Regions from separate parts of the Homo sapiens genome. Here all the other regions are linked to region 2. The links are chromatin loops, found by intact Hi-C in ENCODE. Cell type or tissue: MCF 10A. All regions are shown on one strand.

What was found. A loop is a pair of places that touch in the nucleus more often than their neighbours do. Peaks named below come from ENCODE experiments on the same cell type or tissue, not always from the same donor. Only the 100,000 strongest peaks of a DNase experiment are listed, where the experiment ranks them.
Region 1: a loop joins it to region 2, with 3 times the contacts of the local background. A loop is called at or near these places in 4 of 110 quality-filtered maps.
Region 3: it touches region 2 in a loop (7-fold over the local background); 4 of 110 quality-filtered maps call a loop at or near these places.

The regions. Positions count from the first base shown.
Region 1 is chr6:3,607,262-3,615,261 of GRCh38, reverse strand. All of the region lies in intron 3 of LOC100507336 (a long non-coding RNA gene), which reads left to right. Among named protein-coding and RNA genes, the nearest start is that of PXDC1, 140 kb to the left of the region's middle. In MCF 10A, a CTCF peak has its summit at 3,088; DNase peaks (open chromatin) are centred at 2,421 and 2,761.
Region 2 is chr6:3,514,506-3,522,505 of GRCh38, reverse strand. No RefSeq gene overlaps it. Among named protein-coding and RNA genes, the nearest start is that of SLC22A23, 61 kb to the right of the region's middle. In MCF 10A, no CTCF peak of the experiment used is centred here; DNase peaks (open chromatin) are centred at 4,025 and 4,995.
Region 3 is chr6:3,588,366-3,596,365 of GRCh38, reverse strand. It overlaps LOC100507336 (a long non-coding RNA gene), which reads left to right. Exons shown (of 4, transcript NR_187650.1): 4 at 1,831-2,876. Among named protein-coding and RNA genes, the nearest start is that of SLC22A23, 140 kb to the right of the region's middle. In MCF 10A, no CTCF peak of the experiment used is centred here; a DNase peak (open chromatin) is centred at 3,825.

The DNA of each region.
Region 1 (8,000 bases), 93 kb before region 2:
TTAGAGAAGGAGCTCTTTCCTAAGCCAATGGAACCACCCAGGAGAGTCCTGTTTTAGTACAGGGCACTTGTCTTTTTCTTTCTTTCTTTTCTTTTCTTTTTTCTTTTTCTTTCTTTCCTTCCTCTCTTTTTTCTTGGTTTCTTTCTTTCCTTTCTTTCTTCCTTTCTTCCTTTCTTTCCTTTCTTCCCCTCCCCTTCCCTCCCCTCCCCTCCTTTCCTTCCTTCCTTCCTTCTTTCCTTCCTTTCCTTCCTCTCCTCCCCTCCCCTCCCCTTCCCTTTCTTCGAAATCTTTCTCTGTTGCCCAGGCTAAAGTGCAGTGGTGTGATCACGGCTCACTGTAGCCTCACCTCCTGAACTCAAGCATTCCTCCCTGGACTACAGGCATGTGCTTGTAGTATTAAAAATTTTGATATTTTAAAAATTTTTTATAGAGACAGAGTCTCCCTTTGCTGCCCAGGCTAATCTTGAACTCCTAGGCTCAACCAATCCTCCTGCCCTGGCCTCCCGAAGTGCTGGGCTTACAGGTGTGCACTATCACGCTCAGCTGACACTTGTTTTAGAAGTGGATTTTTCAGTATTAGCACTATTAACATTTGGGGCTGGATCCTTCTCTGCTGTGAGGCTGTCCTGTGCCCTGTAGAATGGTCAGCAAGATCCCTGGTCACTACCAGATGCCAGCAGCACTTCTCCCCCTGAGTTGTGACACCTCAAAAATGTCTCTGCACATTGACAAATTGTTCCTGGGGAGATGGGGTGGGAAAATTACCCCCAGTTGAGAACCACTATTTTAGATGTATTAATATTATACCTGTAGGTTAAAGTTTTTTATCCTAATGATAATAATTACACAAAAACTAATAATTAATGTTATAAAAGTAGCACAGAAAGTAGCTAGGCTCTAAAGGAAACTTGGAGATTCCAACTCCTACCGTCCCACCTGCAAAAGTTTTGGAACGTTGTTAAAATGCAAGGTGGTCCATATCACAGCCGTGGAACGCTGGCAAAAGCAATGCAGAAATCAGCCAGAGAAGCAAAAAGAGTCCTGAGGCTACAAGTCAGGAGATGAGGTCCTGGTCTTAGCCCTGGTCTGCGAGGAGTGTGACAATAGATAAGTCACGTTATTTTTTTATTTTTTATTTTTTAATTTTACTTTAAGTTCCGGGATTCATGTGCAGAACGTGCAGGTTTCTTACATAGGTATACATGTGCCATGGTGGTTTGCTGCACCCGTCAACCCATCATCTAGGTTTTAAGCCCCACATGCATTAGGTATTTGTCCTAATGCCCTCCCTCCCCTTGCCCCTCAACCCCTGACAGGCCCTGGTATGTGATGTTCCCCTCCCTGTGTCCATGTGTTCTCATTGTTCAACTCCCACTTATGAGTGAGAACATGTGGTGTTTGGTTTTCTGTTCTTGTGTTAGTTTGCTGAGAATGATGGCTTCCAGCTTCATCCATGTCCCTGGACATGAACTCATTCTTTTTTATAGCTGCATAGTATTCCATGGTGTATATGTGCTGCATTTTCTTTATCCAGTCTATCACTGATGGGCATTTGGGTTGGTTCCAAGTCTTTGCTATTGTAAGTATTACTGCAATAAACATACGTGTGCATGTGTCTTTAGAGTGGAAAGATTTATCATCCTTTGGGTATATACCCAGTAATGGGATTGCTGGGTCAAATGGTATTTCTGGTTCTAGATCCTTAAGGAATCGCCACACTGTCTTCCACATTGGTTGAACTAATTTACACTCCCACCAACAGTGTAAATGCATTCCTGCTTCTCCACAGCCTCGCCAGCATCTATTATTTCCTGGATAAGTCACTTTAAATTTGGCCCTTAACTTGTTCCTTCTTACAACGAAGTAATTGGACTAAAGATGTAGTGGTTTTCCATGTTTCTTCTGCTATGACCCATGTTGACATTGGAGACACTTCCACTGATACATCCCAGTGTAGACAGCCTTTGTCGTTTAATGTTCTGGTAGAAAATGCAATTTCTAATTTGTAGTCGAAGGTGGCCCTTTCTCATAACTGGGATCAGGACTCTGAATGTGTTCTGATATCCTGGGTGAGAACTTCTGAAATATATAATCCTCACTATTTCTTCTAGTGCTAAAATTCGAGAGTCAAAGAAGCTTCTTATTCTGCCCTGTTTGCCTGTCAACAAATACAATGAACAACATCCTTATTCCCCGATTTTCTGCCTCTGTTACTTACCAGCAGGCCACTCGCCCTCCAAACTGCCTCTTCATAAAATCTGCCATTACTGCTCATCGCTCTGGCCCAGCAGGTGATGAATTCAGTCCATGCCATTAAGCTTCCCTGTGGATGAGTCATCTATTTTTACAAGTTGCTGGTTGCGAGACTAGAGCATAACTTACGGGTTTGTAAATATTTTGGCATCTTCCTTTGTCAAAAGATACTGTGAGACCCAGTGATTCACAAGGTTGTCCTGACACTTTCCCCTCCTCCACCAGCATTTTGAAACATTGTTATCCGGTTTGGTACAAGTTCTTTCAGCTATCACTCCTGCAGGTGTTGGTTTGAAGTTACATAAAGAACAGATTTTCATCTTTCAATAAGTGGCTGGATAGGCTAAACTCAGGCTATAATTTATTACTCTTGGCTGCAATCCATCCATTTGTCTCTGTCCTTGGAGGGAGGTGTTTAATCTCCCTTTGGCTCAGCTTTGGAAGGGACTCACTGATTTGTTGAAAAGTTCATTAGACACCGATGGAGCCCCTGCTGTATGCCAAGAATTGCACTAGGTGCTGGGGATATAAAGATGAATATGACTTGCTCTCAAAGAATGCGTCCGTCTAATGAGGCTGTGGCTGTAACTCAACCATTGCCACACAGCATGGTGAGCAGTAGAAATGAAACAAGCTCACATTATGTGGGTGGTGCAAAAGAAAATGACCCATTTTTCCTAGTGAGATAGGAGGCTTTGTAGAGGAAATTTCACTTGAGCTGTGTCCTACAAGATGGGCAGCAGTTTTCCATGGGGAAAATAAGTGGGGAATAATAATAGGTAGAAAGGCATGGAGGCTTGAAACAGTATGGGGAGTTTAGGGAACTGCAGGCCTGCACCTTGTGGCATAGGTGTGTATGTGCAAGTGTGTAAATGTGTGCGCACACACGCACGTGGGTGCTGTGGGAGAACAGCTGAGGGATGAGGTGGCAGCAGATGAAAATGAGAGGCCGGGTGCAGTGGCTCACGCCTGTAATCCCAGCGCTTTGGGAGGCTGAGACGGGCAGATCATGAGGTCAGGAGTTCGAGACCAGCCTGGCCAACATGGCGAAACCCTATTTCTACAAAAAATACAAAAAAATCAGCTGGGCGTGGTGGTGCATGCCTGTAGTCCCCGCTACTCAGGAGGCTGAGGCAGGAGAATCGCTTGAACCCGGGAGGCAGAGGTTGCAGTGAGCCGAGATTGTGCCACTGCACTCCAGCCTGTGCAACCAAATGAGACTCAGTCTTAAAAAAAAAAAGTATAAAAAAATGAGATAGGCAGAGACCAGTCATGAAAAGACTTGCATGGTGCAATAAAGGGTTTGAATTTATTCACAATAGAGAACTTTTGAAGGATTTTAAGACAGGAATCAGCATTATGGGATTTGCCCTTTAGGAAAATATCCAAGGACCAGGGTTGGGGGCTGGACTCAAGAGGAACCTGGGAAGCATTTGGGAGGTGGGACATAGTGGACAATTTTCCTCAGTAAGGGAGGGGAGAGAGAGCTGGAAGGCTAGAATGGCGTCTAGGTATCAGCCCTGAGGACCTGGTGGATGAGGGTGCCCTTTGCCAAGAAGGAGAACACAGAGAAGGGAAGAGGTGTGGGGAAAAGATCATGACTTTTGTTGGGAATATGTTGAGTGTGAAGTGTCTGTATAGCACCAGGTGCAAAGGTCTAGTTCTCCATCTCTAATAAGAAGCCTCATCGTGGAAATGTGATTAAAATTAAAATCCACGTTGAAATCCTCAGACGAAAGGTGCCATGGAAGTGCAAAGAATCATTATTTAGTGTCTTATGGGCTGTCCTTATTGCCTAGAACACTCTCCTCGTCTTGATTCTAATTGCCTCTGATGCCTGTCTTATCATATTCTAGACATGAAAAAAACAAGTGTCTCGAATGTCAGCTGCGGGACGGGCTTGTGCAAGGAGGGCTCTGAAGCTCTGGGAGAGGCAGCTTGGACTCAGAGAGGTGGGGAAGGTTCTGTTCTCAGTCCTGTGAGTTTGAGCCTTAACCTCTTTCACTCAATCACTAGGTCAGTCTCTGCTCCTTGTTTTGGTTTGTTTTATCAGAACTTAACAACATTCAAGATTTCTTCTTTCCTGATCACCTGCTGCATGGCTGGTATTGGGGATTTAATGCTGAACAGACCGACATGATCCCTGTCCTCACAGAATAAATTGTCTAATAGAGGCAGGAGAATGGCGTGAACCCGGGAGGCAGAGCTTGCAGTGAGCCAAGATCGCGCCACTGCACTCCAGCCTGGGCGACAGAGTGAGACTCCATCTCCAAAAAAAAAAAAATTGTCTAATAGTAGGAAGAATTTTTTAAGGCATCTCATGATGAAGAGGGAGAATCAAGACTGAATCAAACTGTTCCCAAAGAGAACTGTTTTAACTTCAGGAAACAAATGGATGCTCTCTCTTTAAGACAGTGTTTGGAAAACCAGCTCTCCCACTCTGCAAGGCCTCCATGGTAGGGGGAGCAGGCGAAGGAGTTTCTCCTGTTGGGGCTGAGGCAAATATGAATCATCACTTGTATATAATCTTCTGTATCCTGGAGATTCAAAACCAGCGCCTCCATCTTCCCAGTGAAAGTGTTTACATGGCATTATTACCGTGATTATTTATGACTTGCTTTGCTGCCTCAAGGGATAAGGGCGAGTATGAGCTGGGAACTTGTTTCAGTCAAAAGGAAGTGGAATTAAATGATGTTAGAACCTGTACTTAATACCCACATGGAGCTATTCAGCTTAATCTGCCAGAACACCATGGGAGGAGGAGAATGTCTTCCCTCGTCATTGCACTGGGGGAAGCCAGAAGGAAATGCATCTGATGGGAGCAGGGAGCGCAGGTTTGCTGTTTCCCTGACTGCATTTGTGCTCTAAAGGAAGAGCTACTCATTAGAAAGAAGCAAGAACACAGCTATCCCTGTGGGTGTCATGCCCAGAACAATGCTTCCCTTTTTTCTCAGGTCCTAAATTTCCTTCCAAACCTTTGCTTCCTCCCTCTCTTCTGTTCTCACAATAGAGCACCTGCTATTTCACATATCGTGTTGGGTGCTGGAGATATACAGACAGAACCCACAAGCCCTGCCCCTGAAGGACAAACCACAGGTAACGGGAGTGCTGTTGCCCATCTCAGCAATTCAGGTTAAATCCTCCAACCACCATGACCCCAAGACCCTACCTTTTGACGGGCTTAGGGATGTTACAGAGCATTGCAGGGGGTTGCCTGCATGTGTTTCATCAGTAGGAACCAAGCAGTATCTCAAGGCATGAACAGAAATAGATTCTGTTTGTTGGTAGCTGGAAAATTCGTTGGCTGCTGGTGAGTGAACTATCTCCCCTTCCTCCTTCCCAGAGAGAAGCACTACCCAGCTTGGTGCCTGGATGCAGGCAGTGTGAGAGGCCTGCCTAGGGAAAGGGCTCAGCAAGAGGCCCAGGAATGACCCATCTTTCACCTTGTGCCTCCCGCAGGTGTTCAGCTGCATTGGCGCCAGAGCACCAATGGGGCAAGAGAATCCTCTGGAGAAGTTTTCTGTGATCTCATCACAGGAGTAGCCCAGAGGAACAGCCCAGGGCCTGGGGCCTAGGATGGGTGGACCAGGCCATGCAGCTGGTTGGGGGCTTGACCCCCACTCAAAAAGGTGCCATATTTTGACTATTTTCTCTATTACTTCCATATGTCTTCCACTAACATCTTTCCACCATTGTCTTAATCTTCTATCAAACTGTTTTTAAAAATCCACTTTTCTGAACATGTTTTATTCTTTTTTTTTCCAAAACATTTTTTTTCTTATCCACATAAATCTTTTTTTAACTTCCAGCAAAGTCTCCCTTCTCTCCTCCTGTTCCTTCCCAGGAACAAGAAAACATCCAAGCTAAGTGACTAAAAGTTGGATCCATTTTCTTCTCAGACAGGAGAGAGAAGGGGAATGGCTGTAAGCAGTGAAGCTCCTCTTTGAACACTGTAGAAGGTTCCCATCCTGGCACAGGCATGGTGAGCATCAGGAACTAAGGAAGGCACTAGGTGCTGTGGGATCACAGTATAGGATCCGACAGTATAGGGATGTCTAGCTGGAATCAAGAGGGGTGGCGTCCCAGCTGGTTCTTGGAGGATGAGTAGGATTTTGCCAGATATCTGTGCCCTTCCTCCCTCTTCTAGTACCAACCCTTCCAATAGGCTAAAATAACTAGTAAGGGTGAATTTAGAGCAGAAAACAAGGGAGTGAGGAGGGACATGTGGGTAGAGGGGCGTCCCACTCCCTGCTTTAGTGTGAGTGGAAGGATAACTGGGCCAGTCTCGGGCACGTGAACTTCTGGTTTGTTTAAGGTTTTTTTCATCAAGCGACTGCCTTCTTTTCTCTGGCCCATGTCTATGCTCTTTTCACACCCCACAACACAGCCTGCTATGAGAGGTCTCAATGTGGAGGATGGAGGACAATTTCCCACAATTTCCTGTATGCCAGGGGTAACCAAGTGAGAATTAAAAAGCTCGAAGCCTGTGTAGTGGAAGAACTGTCAAAAAAACCTGTGGCACACTGTATAGCTGGAAAGCAGGGAGGGTTTGGGGGAGGGATCAGGTGGGGAAAGCAGATGAGGGCAGAGCCTGCTGGGGAAGCTTACAGGCTTTGCATTTAAGCCACACTGGGAGGGCACTCACCCTCCGCATTAATGTTTGGTTTATGTCGCAGTTGCCCAGCTGGACATGGTCCTGGGCGGAAGTTGCCGAAGCCACGCTGGGAGGGCACTCACCCTCTGCATTAGTGTTTGGTTTATGTCCGAGTTGCCCAGCTGGACATGGTCCTGGGCGGAAGTTGCCGAATTAACTTCTTGACATGCTTGATTGCAATGTCCACGAGTGTGCTTTCATTTTATACTTCACTGACAAAGTTTACTGCCTGAGTGCTGGCTGTTTGTGTGCTGGCTTTCAGACCAGGGAGTTGGTATCTGTGCAGATGCCACCGGTACAGGACTGAGGATCAACACACAGGCCAGACTCCCACCTCAGGTCCCAGTGTTGCTGCTGTGCAGAGCCCCTCCTTTCTCCCAAAGCCATGACCACCACCTCTGCTGCCGCCACCGATGCTGTTGCTGCCACCATTGCCATTGTCTGGGCCTACGTTCTGGCCTGGCCACCTTGGGTCCTTGCGGTGCACCTACACACCTGGCTGGACCAATTGCTCAGCCAGCGGTATAGGTGCACCGCAGGGGCCCATGGTGGCCCAGCTGGAACCTAGGCCCAGAAAATGTCAATGGTGGCAGCAACAGGGTCCCAAGGTAGCCCCAAGGCATGCACCTACACAACTGGCTGGACCAATTGCTCCACGCCTGGGCTGCCTCCCAGGACTGCAGGTCTGAGCTCATTGTGTGCATGCAGCGGCCCAGCATACATGTCCTACTGCCCATCAGACCTCCTTTATAAAACACAGGTTTGAAGATAAAATTATGAAGAGTTTCAGGACAGCTCCAGCAGAGCATGAAACCAAGCGCCAGGCTGTTCTGAGAGTAAAACCCTGTGCAACTGTACGGGTCACACACCTGTGAAGCTGGCCTCAATTATAAGGCAACTGCCCACTGGATGCTAGAGACAAAGCAGGACAGCTGAGAGAAATCCTTCTGAGACCCTGTAAGCCTTCACCCTGCAGCCAACTTCCAAAGGCTAAATAAAGGCACAGCTGCGGGACGGAGGGAGATATACTAAGGAATGGAAAGATGAGGGTGGAACTGGATGGAGGTCAAAGAGAAATTCCCAGTGATACAAA
Region 2 (8,000 bases):
AGGGGCTGGGAAACATAACAAGAAAAGTCTCTGCTCTGCGTGAGCTCACAGTGTGGTGCACACAGCAGCGCTTCTGCATCCAGCAATTCCTCTAAGGCTGGGCGCAAGAAGTGGCCGCAATGACATCAAGTAGAAAAACACTTGAGTTTTAAGTCATAAAGCTTTTTCCTTGGAAAACACTGTAAACAAGAGTAACTGCTATCCTGTCAGTGGAAACGCATGTTAAATCCATAAGCATCCAAACGACAATACTGAATAGCTCCATTCTCTGACTGAGAGGCCCTACTTCCTAGCTTTGGATGAGCTGTGACGAGCCTGCTGGAGGGGCTGCACAGTCTGCAGAGGGAAGTGACATGCTTGGGACTCTTGGTGCCTCAAGATGATTCCTGGGTTGGGCTGTTGAGTTGTTCAGTTGTCGAGTGTCTTTTGGTAAGCAATAGGCCTCTTTTGTGCTTCTATACTCCCCATGTATGAACCAAAGAAGAGGATAAACACCCTTATGCTGTGATATGGTTTGGATCTGTGTCCCCGCCCAAATCTCCAGTCAAATTGTAATCCCCAGTGTTGGAGGAGGGGCCTGGTGGGAGACGATTGGATCATGGGGACGGATTTCCCCCTTGCCGTTCTTGTGATAGTGAGCGACTTCTCACAAGATCTGGTTGTTTAAAAGTGTGTGGCACCTCGCCAGCCCGTTTTTCCTGCTCCAGCCATGGAAGATGTGCCTGCTTCCTCTTCGCCTCCTGCCATGATTGTAAGTTTCCTGAGGCCTCCCCAGCCATGCTTCCTGAATAGACTTTGGAACTGTGAGCCAATTAAACCTCTTTTTTAAAATAAATGGCCAGTCTCAGGTACTTCTTTACTGCAGTGCGAGAAAAGACTAATACACGCTGTATTACCAGGCTGTGTAAGGATAACACAAGGATGAGAGCAGCAGGCTGTGGGCTCAGAAGGTTTGTTGTGATGAATAAATCATGGTAAATATTGATGACAGTAGGGCTCTCATGGCACTCACCTTATTAGGTTTTAAAAACATTCCTCCCCCAAATGGCATATACGGGAAGAGTGAGAAGGTTAAACTAATGGAGAAATGGGTTAATATGAAGACTGCCCTATTGGGATAAAGAAAACAGTTCACACAAATAGAATCATCTCAGGGTAAAGGCTGAAGCCGCCAACTGATTCCAGACCCTGCTTCAGACACTGCCTGTGGCATCCCCAGCTAGCTCTGACAACTGTGTTTATCTGATGAAATGTAATAGACTTGCCTGGCTCAGACTCACAAGCACACTGCACGGTGCCGCGTGGTCTGCAGTCCCACTGCAGGGTCCATGCTTCCACTCTGGGCACCATTCATAAATCCCATCACCTCACCCTCTCCTTGAAGGAAGGCCGAGCGTTTCTGGGCTCCAGTTCCATGGTTCCTGTGTCATACATAACATAGGATCAGATTGATTCTAAGCTACCTTCCAGCTCAAGCATTCTAAAATTCCAGTCATAAGGAATTTCCCAACAACAACAAAGTAGAAGAGCGTAACCACAAAAAGTACATTTCAAAAATCAGTAGCCAAGGAAAGAAGCATTAGATTCTGGAGCGGGGCCCGAGTCCCAGCCCAGCACAGCAGGGTCTTCAGCAGTCTGCTCCCCATCTCCAGAAGCCCTACTGGTGACCCTCCAAACCCTGAGGGCCAAGCTCAGAGGAGAGCTTTCTTTCACTCCTCTTCTGACCAAGGAGCTGGGGAATCCCCTGTGAGGACTAAGTAGTTGCATCAGGGAAGAGATCTGAACCCTCCAGTTTCCCCATGGGAATGGGGTCTGCCCTTGGGCAAGACAGAGCTGGTCCTAGTACTGGACACTTAACAAAATTTCCTTTCATGAAAGAAAGTCCAGATAGACCAACAAATATATCAAATCAGAGTGACTGAATTCTTTCCTTTTATCTTTGCAATCCCCTAAGCCAACAGAAAGGGAAACAGTCTTCAGACTGCTCATAGAGAAAAACAGCTTGGCCTCGAAGGAGTCATGTCAAATTACTCTAACTCAGAGCAGACAGAATGTCTGGGGAGAGCTACCCAAGCATATGTTAGATGCAAAGAATGGCTGAGCAATTATGCAAACATATAGCCAAGGAAAGGGAAGAAGGAAGGAAGGGACAGAGGGAGGAAAGGAGGGAGCGAGGAAGGGAGTGGGGAGGAGGAAAAGGGAGACTGTAGACCTAAGGAAACAGGTGGTGAGCAATGAATCTATTGAAATATACAACATATGTTACACGCCAATAAGAATTATAGCTCTCAAACGGAATGTGATCAGTCACATAAACCTGGTCAATGTGAAAATGTCTGTTTTCGTTCCCTAGGGCTGCCATAACAAAGCACCGCAGACTAGCTAGTTTTAAAGCAACAGAAATTTATTGTCTCACAGCTCTGGAGGCTGGAAGGCAGATCAAGGTGTCGGCTGAGTTGGTTCCTTCTGGAGGCTCCAAGGAAGAATCTGTTCCAGGTCTCTCTCCCAGCTTCCAGCAGTTGCTGGCAATGCTTGGCATTCCTTGGCTTGTAGCTGCATCACTCCAACATCCCTTTGTCTTCATGTGGCTTTCTTTCCTCTGTGTATCTGTGTTCAAACTTTGCTCTTATGAGAACATCAGTCACTAATTTAGGTCTCACCTCAATCCAGCCTGACCTCATCTTAACTCAAGGACTTCTGCAAAGACCCTATTTTCCAAATAAGACCACATTCACAGGTCTCGGGACTAGAATTTGAGAAAACCTTTTTGGGGGATTCAGTCCAACCAACTCTAACATAACTTACTAAAATTGAGACGAAGAGGAGGGGAAATGAAAGCCACATGAGAATGCCAGTATCCTCTTCTTTCTTTGGAAAGAGACAATTGCTTTGTTCTAAAATTGAGATGCATATTGTATGTGTATGTGCATGCATGCATATATAAAATCCCAACCTGTTCATGTTATCTGCAATCTCTTTCCTTACCCTTAGAGAAATAATATCCTTTGTGGTAAAGAAACATTCACTTAAGGCTCAACAGCTTCGGTTTATTTTTGGTCTTTTACAAAATAAATAAAATTTAAATGTAATGATTTTTATTCTTTTAGAGGCTATAGTGACTATTTAAGCAGTTGCTCAACGAAGCAATTACAACATTCACTTTCTTTCTGAAAACCACCAAAATCATCAGAAAGCATATGATCATGTCAGTCTTAGTGAGTTTGAAAGCTCCAGCAATTGGCCTGGCACACAGTTTCTGTTTAATAAATGCTTGCTAAACTGGACTATTTTCTTGCTAATTACACAGAGCAGACATGTCCAGACCCCTTCAGAATCTCGCACCTGTTGAGTTAAACATCCTAGGACTGCATTTTTTCATTTCTCTTTTGCACCAAACAGTCTAACTCTGGGAGATTAATTCCAGACATAGCTGAGGAGGAGAGGGCACACTTGTCCTCAGATGAGCTGATCCTGTACTGAAGGGGAAAATGAATTCCTTCTTTCTGTCTGGAATGTATTTAAAGCCCTCTGCTTTAAAGCCGTATACTCTGGCAAAATAGTAATTTTGTCCTTAGACAACGGGATCTGCTGGTGAAAATCTGAGGAGAGCATCTGCCAGCTCCCTGGGCTCAGCTCCTTTCCCTGCAAAGGACACAGTGGTTGCTGATGAACGCAGCCTGGCTCAGAAAGGAATGAGTGCTGCTGCTGACAGCTGTGTGCGGGTGTGCTGAAGGGTCCATAGCCCATCAGCTTTGCACCTCCCCATCCTCCCTGCTCCTCCCATGCCCGATCACCTCCAGCGTATTGGAGGGCAGCAGCAGTGACTCAGGGTTTAGTGAAAAAACAACGTGCACACCTGAAGACTGGCCTTAGCTCTTACTATCAGGCTCTTGGCAGGGAAAATCAGGGCCATATGCCTCTTGCCTCTTTCTCTGCCTCTGTCTGGTGTGCAAGCCTCTCTCTCTTCCCCATCCTTCTCTCTCATTTGCGCCCCAGGGCATTCAACATTCTCCATAACAGGCCCAGGGCCTGCCAGGCCGCGTTTGCCGCTCCCGTGCTGACTCATCCACAGAGCCCATCCCAGGCCAAACGTTCCCTCTGGCTGGAAATGCAGCTTGGTGTATCCTTGGCTCTTGTTCATTTTTGCCGTGGTCAGTTTCCTATTTCCTCTTCCCCAGGTGGCGTGTGGGTCCTGTGCTGTGCCCTGCCACCCTGCGAGTTATGGAGAGAAATTCACATAGGCTTGGGGTCCTGCAGGACCACCTTTGGGAGGGGCACAGAACAGCGCTGTCCTTTGGAAGTGTCAAGAAGCAGCTGCTCGGGGGCCAGGTCTAGAGCCAGGCTACACACTAAAGACAGCTGCAGCCCCAGGCTGGCACTGCCCGGGTCCAGGTTTGGCTTAATTGCCTTATTCTGTAACCTAACTAGAAGAACTAGGTGGGTGAAAAACAATAAATGCTCATTTAAATTCTGTCCTAGCTGTCCAAGACAGAGGTTTAGAGCTGCTTAGACCTCAGAGATCACTGTGTTCAATTTCTCTCTCTAAAGAGGAGACAGGGATGCCCGAGATGGGCTATGGCTCCCCAAGGTCACCTGGGAGAGCAGAGTTCCAGGGTTCTGGTCAAGAGCTACCTCCTTGCCTCCTGGAAGTGCAACCTGTGTGCTACCATGTGAATTCTGGACACCGTCAAGTGCTTTGCTCCAAAAGGCTGTGTCAGGGTCCACTGACAGCCATACCAGAAGAGGAACTTGTTTAGGAAGGGAAAAAACACTTCCATGTGGCAGCGATGGAGGATTACACCAAGGCAGGTGCTCTGGGTAAGCCAGGGAAAGACAGCAAGATAGACCTGGACGGAGCTTCATAACGGACAATTCCCTGGGGATTACAGGGATTAGCTCTCATAATGCCTTTCTATGACAGCTCAGTGGCAGAGGACAGAAAAAAAAAATAACAGCTTCATACAGGGAGATTTTGAAAAGGTAATGAGCAATGTGGCATTGTGAAACACTGGGTTGCAAAAGCAACGTGACTTCTCCTAAAAGCATGTATTTTGACCTCAAGGAAATCTCTGCAGACACACTTGCTCCCTCAGCATCCATGAATTCCACTCCGCTGGCCTGCAGTGAACCACTGCAGAGAGGTGGTTGAGAGAGCGGAAGGAGATGATGGAGAGTGGGGGAGATGATGGGGAGTGGGGGAGATGTTGGGGAGCGGGGGAGGTGATGGAGAGTGGGGCTGATGATGGGGAGTGGGGGAGATGACGGGGAGCCGGGGAGATGATGGGGAGGGGGGAGATGATGGAGAGTGGGGAGATGATGGGGAGTGGGGAGATGATGAAGAGCGGGGGAGATGATGGGGAGGGGGGGAGATGTTGGGGAGCAGGGGAGGTGATGGAGAGTGGGGCTGATGATGGGGAGTGGGGGAGATGTTGGGGAGCGGGGGAGATGATGGGGAGCGGGGGAGATGATGGAGAGTGGGGGAGATGATGGGGAGTGGGGAGATGATGGAGAGTGGGGGAGATGATGGAGAGTGGGGGAGATGATGGAGAGTGGGGGAGATGATGGGGAGTGGGGGAGATGACGGGGAGCCAGGGAGATGACGGGGAGCCGGGGAGATGATGGGGAGGGGGGAGATGATGGAGAGTGGGGAGATGATGGGGAGTGGGGAGATGACGAAGAGTGGGGGAGATGATGGGGAGTGGGGAGATGAGAGCAGGGGAGATGATGGGGAGCAGGGGAGATGATGGGGAGTGGGGGAGATGATGGGGAGCGGGAAGATGATGGAGAGTGGGGGAGATGATGGGGAGTGGGGGAGATGACGGGGAGCCAAGGAGATGATGGGGAGCCGGGGAGATGATGGGGAGGGGGGAGATGATGGAGAGTGGGTAGATGATGGGGAGTGGGGAGATGATGAAGAGTTGGGGAGATGATGGGGAGTGGGGAGATGAGAGCGGGGGAGATGATGGGGAGCGGGGGAGATGATGGGGAGCAGAGGAGATGATGGAGAGTGGGGGAGATGATAGGGAGCAGGGAAGATGATAGGGAGCGGGGGAGATGATGGAGACTGGGGGGAGACGATGGGGAGCGGGGGAGATCATGGGGAGCAGGGAAGATGATAGGGAGTCCGAGGCACTGACTTTAAAGCTGGGAAATCACAGGACTGTGACCTCAAAGCTGAGTCACCTTAGTGGCAGTCTGCTCATTTATGCAGCCTGTGTCCCAATCTCCACTGTCAAACCTTGAACAGACCAGGAGAGAGAGCTCCCCTCCTCTGGGATCCGCCCTTCCATCTGACAGAGCTCTAATTGATCAAACATCTATACAGGTCAGAGCAGACTCCCTGTGCCTTCTCAGCATTGTTTAATCCTGCCATAATTCTCAGCAGTCTGAATATTACAACTTGGTAACAAATTCTAGACACTATGCACAGGTGCACACGTGTGTGTGTGTGTGTGTGTGGTGAGGGGGAACTTCCACATTATTTAGATTTATAATCTTGCTAATTACAGACAATTACCAAGGAAGCCAATGATTTATTCAGTTAGAAGTTAGCAGTGACAAATTCTATACATCATATATTTGTTTCATAAGTCTATTTGAATTTATAAATCCTGAATTTCACACTAGGAAAACAAGCTTAGTCAGCTTTCAGATGCTAACATTGCAAATATTAAAAGTAAAAGTCTGGCACAGTGGCTCACACCTGTAATCCCAGCACTTTGGGAAACCAAGGTGGGAGGACCACTTGAGGTCAGGAGTTGCAGACTAGCTGGGGTAATATAGTGAGACCCATCTCTACTAAAAATTTAAAAATTATCTGGGTATGATTTCACACACCTGGAGTCCTAGCTACTCAGGAGGCTGAGGCAGGAGGATCACTTGAGCCTAGAAGGTCGAGGTTGCAGTGAGCTATGATAGCACCATTGCACTCCAGCTCGGACAACAGAGCAAGACCCTATCTTAAAATAACTAAGTGGGCCGGGCACAGTAGCTCACACCTGTAATCCCAGAGCTTTGGGAGGCCAAAATGGGAGGATCATGAGGTCGGGAGATCGAGACCATCCTGGCCCACATGGTAAAACCCCATCTCTACTAAAAATACAAAAATTAGCTGGGCGTGCGTGATGTGTGCGCCTGTAGTCCCAGCTACTTGGGAGGCTGAGGCAGGAGAATCGCTTGTACCCGGAAGGTGGAGGTTGCATTAAGCCGAGATTGTGCCACTGCACTCCAGCCTGGCGACAGAGCAAGACTCCATCTCAAATATATATACATACATACATACATACATACATACATACATACATAGAAGTCAGCCTTTTCCCAAGATGTATACCCCATCTTCGATAATGACACTTTTTTCCCCGTCCCTGTGTCCAGAACTTGGAGTCACCTCCGATGCTTGGCTTCCTTGCACCCCCAGCGTCAGGCTCGCTGGGCACCCCTTGCCCTGAGACTCTGCCTTCCTTCCATGCGACTGCAGGTCTCCATCAGCCCCTAACCATGCCCTACTTTCCTGCTCCAGGATCCAATTCCCCTCCATCATCCCTGGCCCTTCGCAGAAGCCGCCTGTCTCATCACCAGCGAGAGGCCGACACCCAGCCCTCTGGTCTGCAGCCCCAGCTTCTTGCTGTGCTCTCTCTTTGTGCATCTGGATGTGGCTCCCTGGTGCCTCCACCCCAGCCTCTCCCCAGCCTGCTCCCTCTCGCTCTCTGCTACCCAGGTCCAAGCTGAGGTCATTGTCCAGTTCGCCCAGTGAACACTGCCTTCCCCCTGACCTTCCCTTGAGCCATCTTTGGGTGTCAGTCTTTCTTGTGCAAGAGCCATGCCATACCTTTAACCTGCCTAACTCCTTCTTTTAGAGCCTCAGCTTGATGATGATGGGACTCCTCTCTTGCCTCAGGCCACGGCCCCACCTTGCCTTGTGCTGGGGGGCCCTCACTTGCCTTCTGTAATGCTCATCCCAGGGTGAGACCCCTGCAATGCCTGCCTCCTTGTGGATT
Region 3 (8,000 bases), 74 kb before region 2:
TTGCACAGTAATGGCTTGCCTAATTCTCTTTTAAAACCAAATTCATGTCCCCAACCATGGAAGGTATTGAGCCCATTAAATTTGGGGTGCTTCTGCAAATGAAGTTTTGTATATGTTTACTTCTTGGTGCAAAAGAAATTACATGCACATTACAGTAACATCAGAAAATATAGACAAGCAAATGAACCATATCAAACAGCTACAATTCCAATCACCCAGAAATGATATATGCATATAAACATACCTGCACATTATATGTGTGCTCCATATGCCACACAAATGTATGAGTAAATCATTTGTCTTCATGAGCATGCAAACATATATATGCACATCATACGTGTCCTATATAAAAATATATACATTGTCTTCCGCATGCGTACACACATATATGTATGCAGATATATCTCTTATGATACAAGTGTATGCATACATTATGTGTGTTTTTCATATACACACAAACACATATGCATACCACATGTGCCTTTCATAGTCACACAAACACATGCACATAATATGTGCCTTTCATATGCCTGCAAACACATATGAACCTCGTCTTTTATGCACATATATACATATATGCATGACATATGTGCCTTTATCTATATCTGTGATTTTCCAAAATTAAGATAATGTATACATTGTGTACATCCTCTATTGTCACCTGATTTTTCACTTTGTCTGTTTTTTGTTTCTCACTCTCACAGGATATACATCTTTCCACACCAATAGACCTTGTTTTCCGATGTAGCATTATTTTTCATAGTTGGCGAATATACAGTTATGGATTCATAACAGCAAGGTATCTAATTATCCTCTACGGTTAGATATTTAAGTAGTTTATGCCAATGTTTCCAACAGATCATCTTGTATTTGTCATAGTGTCAAGCACAGTTCGAGGGTCAGACTTACCTTCTCACTCTACCAGACCTTCATAGCTTATCGATTTGTCAAATTTCTGTGGCATGTTTCAGCCTTGGAGGACAGTCACTTAAGTACAGTTATAGTTCCTCTTTCTATCCTGGCTTGTGGCCGGGCTGTGCCTGAAGGACAGGGCTTCATGTTCGACGGATTTCTGGATTTTTGAACTGTAATTCAGTCCCATTCGGTTCAATAACCGAATTTATTTATTGGGCTTTGCCCCACATGCACATAGCAGATTCTCTGTAAACATGTGTTAAATGAAAACATATTTTTACAAATGGAATCCCACAGCACCTGGCAAGCCACTTCATTCTTAGTTGTGTCAAAGGCAGTACAATGAGGGTAAGCTGTGAGGTCAGACAGGCGTGGGGTCCAGCCGTGGTTCTGCGTCTTACAAAATCTGTGACCGTGATATGTAACTTCTCAAGCCTCCATTTCCTTATCTGCAAAATATAGTTAATTAGGACACCTTCCCCATGGGGTTGTGAAGATGATACAGACGATGTAAGTAAAATACTTCGCACAGTGTCCAGTATGCAAGCAATGTGAGCTGTCATTATTATTATTATTGGCTATTGCTTCCTAAGATAAATGAAGCATTTGAATTAAGTGCTAAGCTCTTAGTGAATACTAAGTCGGATTTAATTAAGTAGTTTTTCAGTTAGTATAAGGGGGAAAAAAAGAGGAGAAGAAAAATGTCTTACTGCTGAATCTTCCTGAACCTCCACAGGGCCTATCCACCCAAATTTGTTGACCGGGCCATTTGGTGAGTGAGCGAGTCTGTTGGAGGTTTTCTCTAGGTTTGGTGCGTGTGATGATAGCACAGTCCTCAGTGACTGCATGGTGTGTTTTATCTGAGGGCCTCAGGGTCTGAATTGTGATACTTATGTGCATGGCTTTTGTTTCCAGATGGAGAAATTGCACTGCAGAGAAATCTTTAAAAGCAATTACCTAATACTGCAGATTGCTGAACTGTACCCACACCCAAGACTGAGCATTGGATCAATCCAGAATATACATCAGGTGTTCTGCAATGTCTGCCTAAAACCATGACTCTGCCTCCTCCAGCTGTTGCTACATCTCACTATGGGTTTCCTGTGACATTTTGAGCAAGTATGCCTCTGTGACTGGGGTTCTTACACTCCAGAATGGATGAGAAGCACCGTAAGTGGCTTTTAAAATGAATATTCCCTGGCCCTTCAGTCGCTCTATAGGTCAAGAATCTGAATTCTCAACCTGTCTAGAAGGTTCTGGTTTTAATGGTCTGTGGGCTGCACATTGAGAAACCTGTTCAGCGAGTGCAACAAAGGTTCCACATGTGAGAAAGGAAGCATCAGGTCTCTTGAGCCTGTTCTTTAATCTGTAGGCTGCACCTTCTCTTTAAATTCTGCTAATAACACCATGCGAGAAAACACCCGAGCTTGAAAAGCCCATGTTCCAACATAACTGTCCTTCACCACTCTGGAAAATTAATGGTTTGTTTCGATTATCCCTTTGTTAAACTCCAAAGTCAAAGAGCTCTGAAAGGCATACGGTTATTTTAAGTTTCAGGTGATTTCTGTTGCCAAATATTTTAAAAATTTAAAATTGCTACGTGACCTCTTAGTAGTACTATTAGATTTCCTGACAATAAAAATAAGTCTTTTGGTTTCACCATTTATAGTTAGTACAGCTAATATTAAGTATAATTTTAAAAGCCTTTTATTTTCTCAGAAAGAAAAAATAATCAAAATCTGCTCAGTGTGGTATTGAATAATTAAAAACAAAAGAACAGTATCTTCACATTAGTGTTTAATATTAATTGCTTTTTTACCCTTGACACTGGTGCTAATTAAATTTTCATTTTATTTTCCATGACTTGTTTAAACAGTTTTTGCAAATTATTGCTAATCAGCCTAATAAAACTGAATCACCTATTAAACAATTTTGTTTTGAATTAAATGGCATTAAAATAATTCTGGCTGCCTTGTGTTATAATGTGTTACAAGAATACCAACCGCTACAGGTAATATGCCTTAGCTTTTACACATGCTTTAAATAAATCTACGGATGTATTTACCTACATGCACAAACATGCAAAGAGGCAGTGTTGGTTAGTTGAATGGGTTTCCGGCTGGATTTATTTCCCGTCTACTGTCTTCTCAAGAGGAAATCTAAGGCAAATCTCTTCAACAACCTGAAACTTGGTTTTCATCATCAGCAAAATAAGGAGTATGTATTTTTGAGGGAAAGGGTTATCGGTGGAAATAGAGGTTTCCCTAAGCACCGCTTTGCAGCCCCTTCCAGCAAGATACGATTAATGGGGTGCGGGGGGGAGAGCCCGTTGCCCCCACTCCCCCGGAGACTTTCCTGCAGTTTCGAAGGTGTAGGACACAAATGGTGGGTCTAAAATATTAGCAGCAGCCACCAGTGAGGAGCCACATGGCTCACAAAGAATGAAGAGAAATAATAGGGCCAAGTGGACCAGTTGGTAAAACCCCGGGGCCCCCACTGCGTTAGTGGGCTCTGGAAGAGGTGCCTTACTGGTACCCAACAGAGCCCTGGGAGGGTCTGTTGCACATGGCGGGGCAGCTTTGGGGGCAGTGGTACACAGCAAAATTGCAGGAGCAAGTGTGAGATTGACCCTCAGAAACTGCGATTACCTATGTGTGGGGGTGAGGGAATGTGAAGGAATAGTCTACACATGCTGGTCAGATGACTACCAACTCCTTTGCACTTACAACGACTCTGTAGTTCACAGAATAGGTAGGTTACTCATATTGTTATGTCTTAGATGACAAAAGAGAATTACGAAACATGAAGTGACTTAATCCAAGATGATGAATGGGGAGGTCAAATATTTTGTGATGAAATCATAATCACAACTCATGGCAGGAAGCAGAGTGCTGGTCTTACACAACACTTTTTGTTGGTGTCAGCATCAAAGGAAGAACACTGAAGCACGTAGGACAAGGCCTGATCTTGTATAACCTGAGTCTTCGGGAAAGATGGTACAGACAGGAGCTACAAGACCTGATCATTTGTGTTGGCTCTGCCACTAACTGGATGAACACTAACTGGATAAACAATCTCCGATGAGTCAGTTAATTTCCTCATGGTTTAAAAGAAAATGATGAAACAAATGCTATCTATCTCAAAGGACTTAAAATGAAAAGAATTAAAAAAATACAATTAAAAATGGTCAGAAAAGTTGAAAGTTTCATACAAAATGTTAAAATATGTACGTTAATGATCTTTATGTACAATAAAGAAGGAAACCTCCTGACATACAGCAATTTGCTGAGTCACATTAATATCTACTTATTAATTGGAAACACCAAGCCAGTAGACAGTAGTAATTTTCTTCTGGCAAATACATTTCAAACTGTCTCATTCAGTTTTCTCATTAGAAACAACAGATGCTAGAAGTTAATGAAAAAAATATTTAAAGTACTCAAGAGAAAGTAACTCTAAACCCACAATTCTATACCTACATAAATTATTATGCAAAAATAATGGCAAAAGAAAGACAATCCCAGCCATGCAGAAGTTGCCCTTCTAACTGGATTTTCTTCCACCCTTGCCCAAAGCAGTCTGTTTTTAACAACCAGTCAAAGGGGTATTGGTAAGGTGGAAGTTGGGCACGTCATTCCTCAGCTCACATCATTTTTAAAACTTTTTTTAAAAACAGCTTTATTAAGATACAACTTAAAAAAATAAAAAATAAAAAAGATACAACTTATATGTCATAAAATTCACCCCTTGTAAGTGTATAATTTTGTTATTTTTAGTAAATTTATAGACCTATGCAACCATCACCACAATCCAGTTTTAAAACATATCCACCATCCCAAAATGTTCCCTTGTTCCACTTTGCAATTAATCCCTGCTACTACTAATACCTCCAAGCTCTAGGCAGCCACGAATCTATTTTCTGTCTAAATTTGCCTTTTCTGGACATTTCAGAGAGATGGACTCATGCAATCTGTAGTTTTTTTGCATCTGGCTACTTCCATATGGCATAACATTTTTGAGATCCATCCATGTTGTAGTATGGATTAGCAGTTTGTTCCTTTATTTATTTTTATTTTTTGAGATGGAGTTTCACTCGTGTTGCCCAGGCTGGAGTGCAATGGCGTGATCGCAGCTCACTGCAACCTCCACCTCCCAGATTCAAGAGATTCTCCTGCCTCAGCCGCCCGACTAGCTGGGATTACAGGCATGTGCCACCACGCCTGGCTAATTTTCTGTATTTTTAGTAGAGACAGGGTTTCCCCATGTTGGCCAGGCTGGTCTTGAACTCCTGACCTCAGGTGATCCACCCACCTTGGCCTCCGAAAGTTCTGGGATTACAGGCGTGACCCACTGCACCCAGCTTAGTTTGTTCCTTGTTTATTGCTGAATAGTATGCCAGTGTGTGGACAGGTCACATTTTGTTATCTGTGCACTAGCTGATAACCAGATTGTTTCAAGGTCTTGGCTCTCATGGTTGATGCTGCTACGAACAACCACGTACACATCTTTGTGTGGATTGCCCACATTGTTCATGCCTTCCCACTTCCTTCAGAGTAAAACCAAAGCTTTGGCTGTGGGCTGCACATCCCTACCCCATGTGGTTTCCTAGTACTGCTCCTTACTGCTGTCCTCTCACCCCCTGCTCCCCCGTCGCTCACACCACTGCCACCACACTGGCCTCCTGGCCATTTCTCCAACACATCAGTCATGCCCTCCCCTCAGAGTCTTTGCCCCAGCAGTGCTTTCAGCCTGGAAGCTTTGGACCCCATTCCAGGATACCCTTGTAGCACGTCTCCCCCAAATCTTTGCTCTTCTTCTCCCTTGCAATCTCCCTTACCTATTACAGACAACTTCCAAGTTTTTGTTATTGAAAATGTGGGGAGAGAACCACAGACAGACAAGATAGCATCACCAGGAGCTGGTCAGAGCTGCACAGCCTCGGTCACCGCAGACCTGCTGAGCCGGGATCTGCATTTTACCAAGGTTCCCAGCTGGTCTTCAGGTACACTAAGGTCTGGAAAGCCCAGTTCTAACATACAAGATGATTTACTTCTTTGTTATACGTATTGTTTACAGCCATCATTTTGTACTAGAGCGTTCATTTCACAAAGATGAGAGATTTTGTTGTTTTATTCATAATGAATCCCAGAGGCTAGAACAGTGCCTGGCACACATTCATTGAATGAGCGGATGTTTTCCTGTAAATATCTGTAAAGAATTATCCTTGTACATTACCTGTAGAAGCCAGTGATTTAAATTAATAGTCTTGGACTTAAGCCTGGGTGGGGAACAATAGAAAAATTAATTTTTTTCCACTTCTGGGCATTAAAAAATATCGGTTCACTAAAGAATGCCTTCAAAGAATAAAGTATGAGTAGATTAAAAATAAAATGAGTAACCATCTAAGACTATGGAAATATGAAGAAGAAAAAGAAGCCAAAGAAGCGACACTGGACTGCCTGTGGGTCACCGCCTGTCTCCCTTTCCCCTGTCACGCAGCCTCCTGTGGAGCCGGCCGTGGAAACGCCCTGACATGGAGTCAGAAGCCCGAGCCCGTGTTTCAGACTTGGCGTTCATTGACCAGAAGAGCTGCTTCACCACTTAACCATGCAGCTTCAAGGGCTCCATCTGCAAAACGCAGGCTTGAACCACAGGACTGGTTATGCTCCTTCTTGTTCTGTGTCCTCTAAATCCACCCCGTGGGATGGTTCTCATCCTCATTTCTAGGAAAACAAGGCCCAGGTGGAATCTCTTTTCTCATCTGCAGGACTGATGCCTTTCTTGGCCTAAATTTCAACAACATGTGACTATAAAACTTACCTGTGTGTGAACCCTACAGATATTTGCGGGGGTGTTGTGTGGGGAGATGACCCCATGGTGGGCCCCTAGCGCCGGCCTCTTGCTATCATGCTGAGCACGCCCACCTTGCCGCAGCCTAGGATCTCCCTTTCCCACCGGCACTCTCTTGCCTGGAGTGTGGATCCACTGTGGCTTTCCCTCGCCCCATCCTCCAGCTTGGTGGGTAGTAATATCTTCTGTCCCTCTTTAGACTCGGGGGCCTAACTGGAAAACAGGTGCATTGGTAGATTTAGTAGCAGAGGAGTCCAAGAGTTCTAGTGCTCTACATGGGCATGAGACCAAAGCCCATAAATACATGTTCGCGGGGTGCCTACTGTATACCCAATGCTGTAAGGTAGTGTCCCCAAAGCATACTGCTGCAGAACACTAGTTTTGTGGGGTGTTCAACGATATTACCTGGAGAAAAGAGTCCAGAATCTAACAAGTTTGGGAAACTCTGGATTAAATAAGGTTAACTATGTTTCTTTTAGGTAGTCCTTCTCAGAGACTTAAGATGAGAGCATGCATTGGGAACTTCCAAAATGGGAGATGCAGTGGGAGGCACTCCCATAGTTAGGTAACCAGGCAGCCCCTTTTTACTTATTTTATTTTATTTTTTTGAGATGGAGTCTTACTATGTTACCCAGGCTGGACTCAAACTTCTGAGCTCAAGCAGTTATCCCACCTCAGCCTTATCCCACCTCAGCCTCCTAAGTAGCTGGGACTACAGGCACGAGCCACCACACCTGGCTTTTTTAAAAACAAAGGACCATATTTTGGAAACACATAGGCCCTGTAGCACACAGACCCATGGGATCTCCTGGCCACCTGGCCCAGCCCATCTTCCGCAGATATGAATCCTGGACCTGAGGGAGAAGCGAAGCAACTTGCCCCAGGGCCCCACGGCTAACACTGTAGGCCACGCTTCCCATTTCTCAGCTGAAATAAAAGGTATGTTTTTGTTGCAAATATTTAGTTGACCATTAATTTACCTAAAACCAGTGACTCTCACCGGGACACACAGACTTTTGAAAAGAAAAATCATTAAAGTGAAAAAAGGAGATTTTCAGGTAACTGCAGTTTTTTATTTTTATTTTTTGACATGGAGTCTCGCTCTGTCACCCAGGCTGGGGTGCAGTGGCACAATCTCGGCTCACTGCATCCTCCACCTCCTGGGTTTAAGCAATTCTCCTGCCTCAGCCTCCCAAGTAGCTGGGATTAGAGGTGTATACCACCACGCCTGGCTA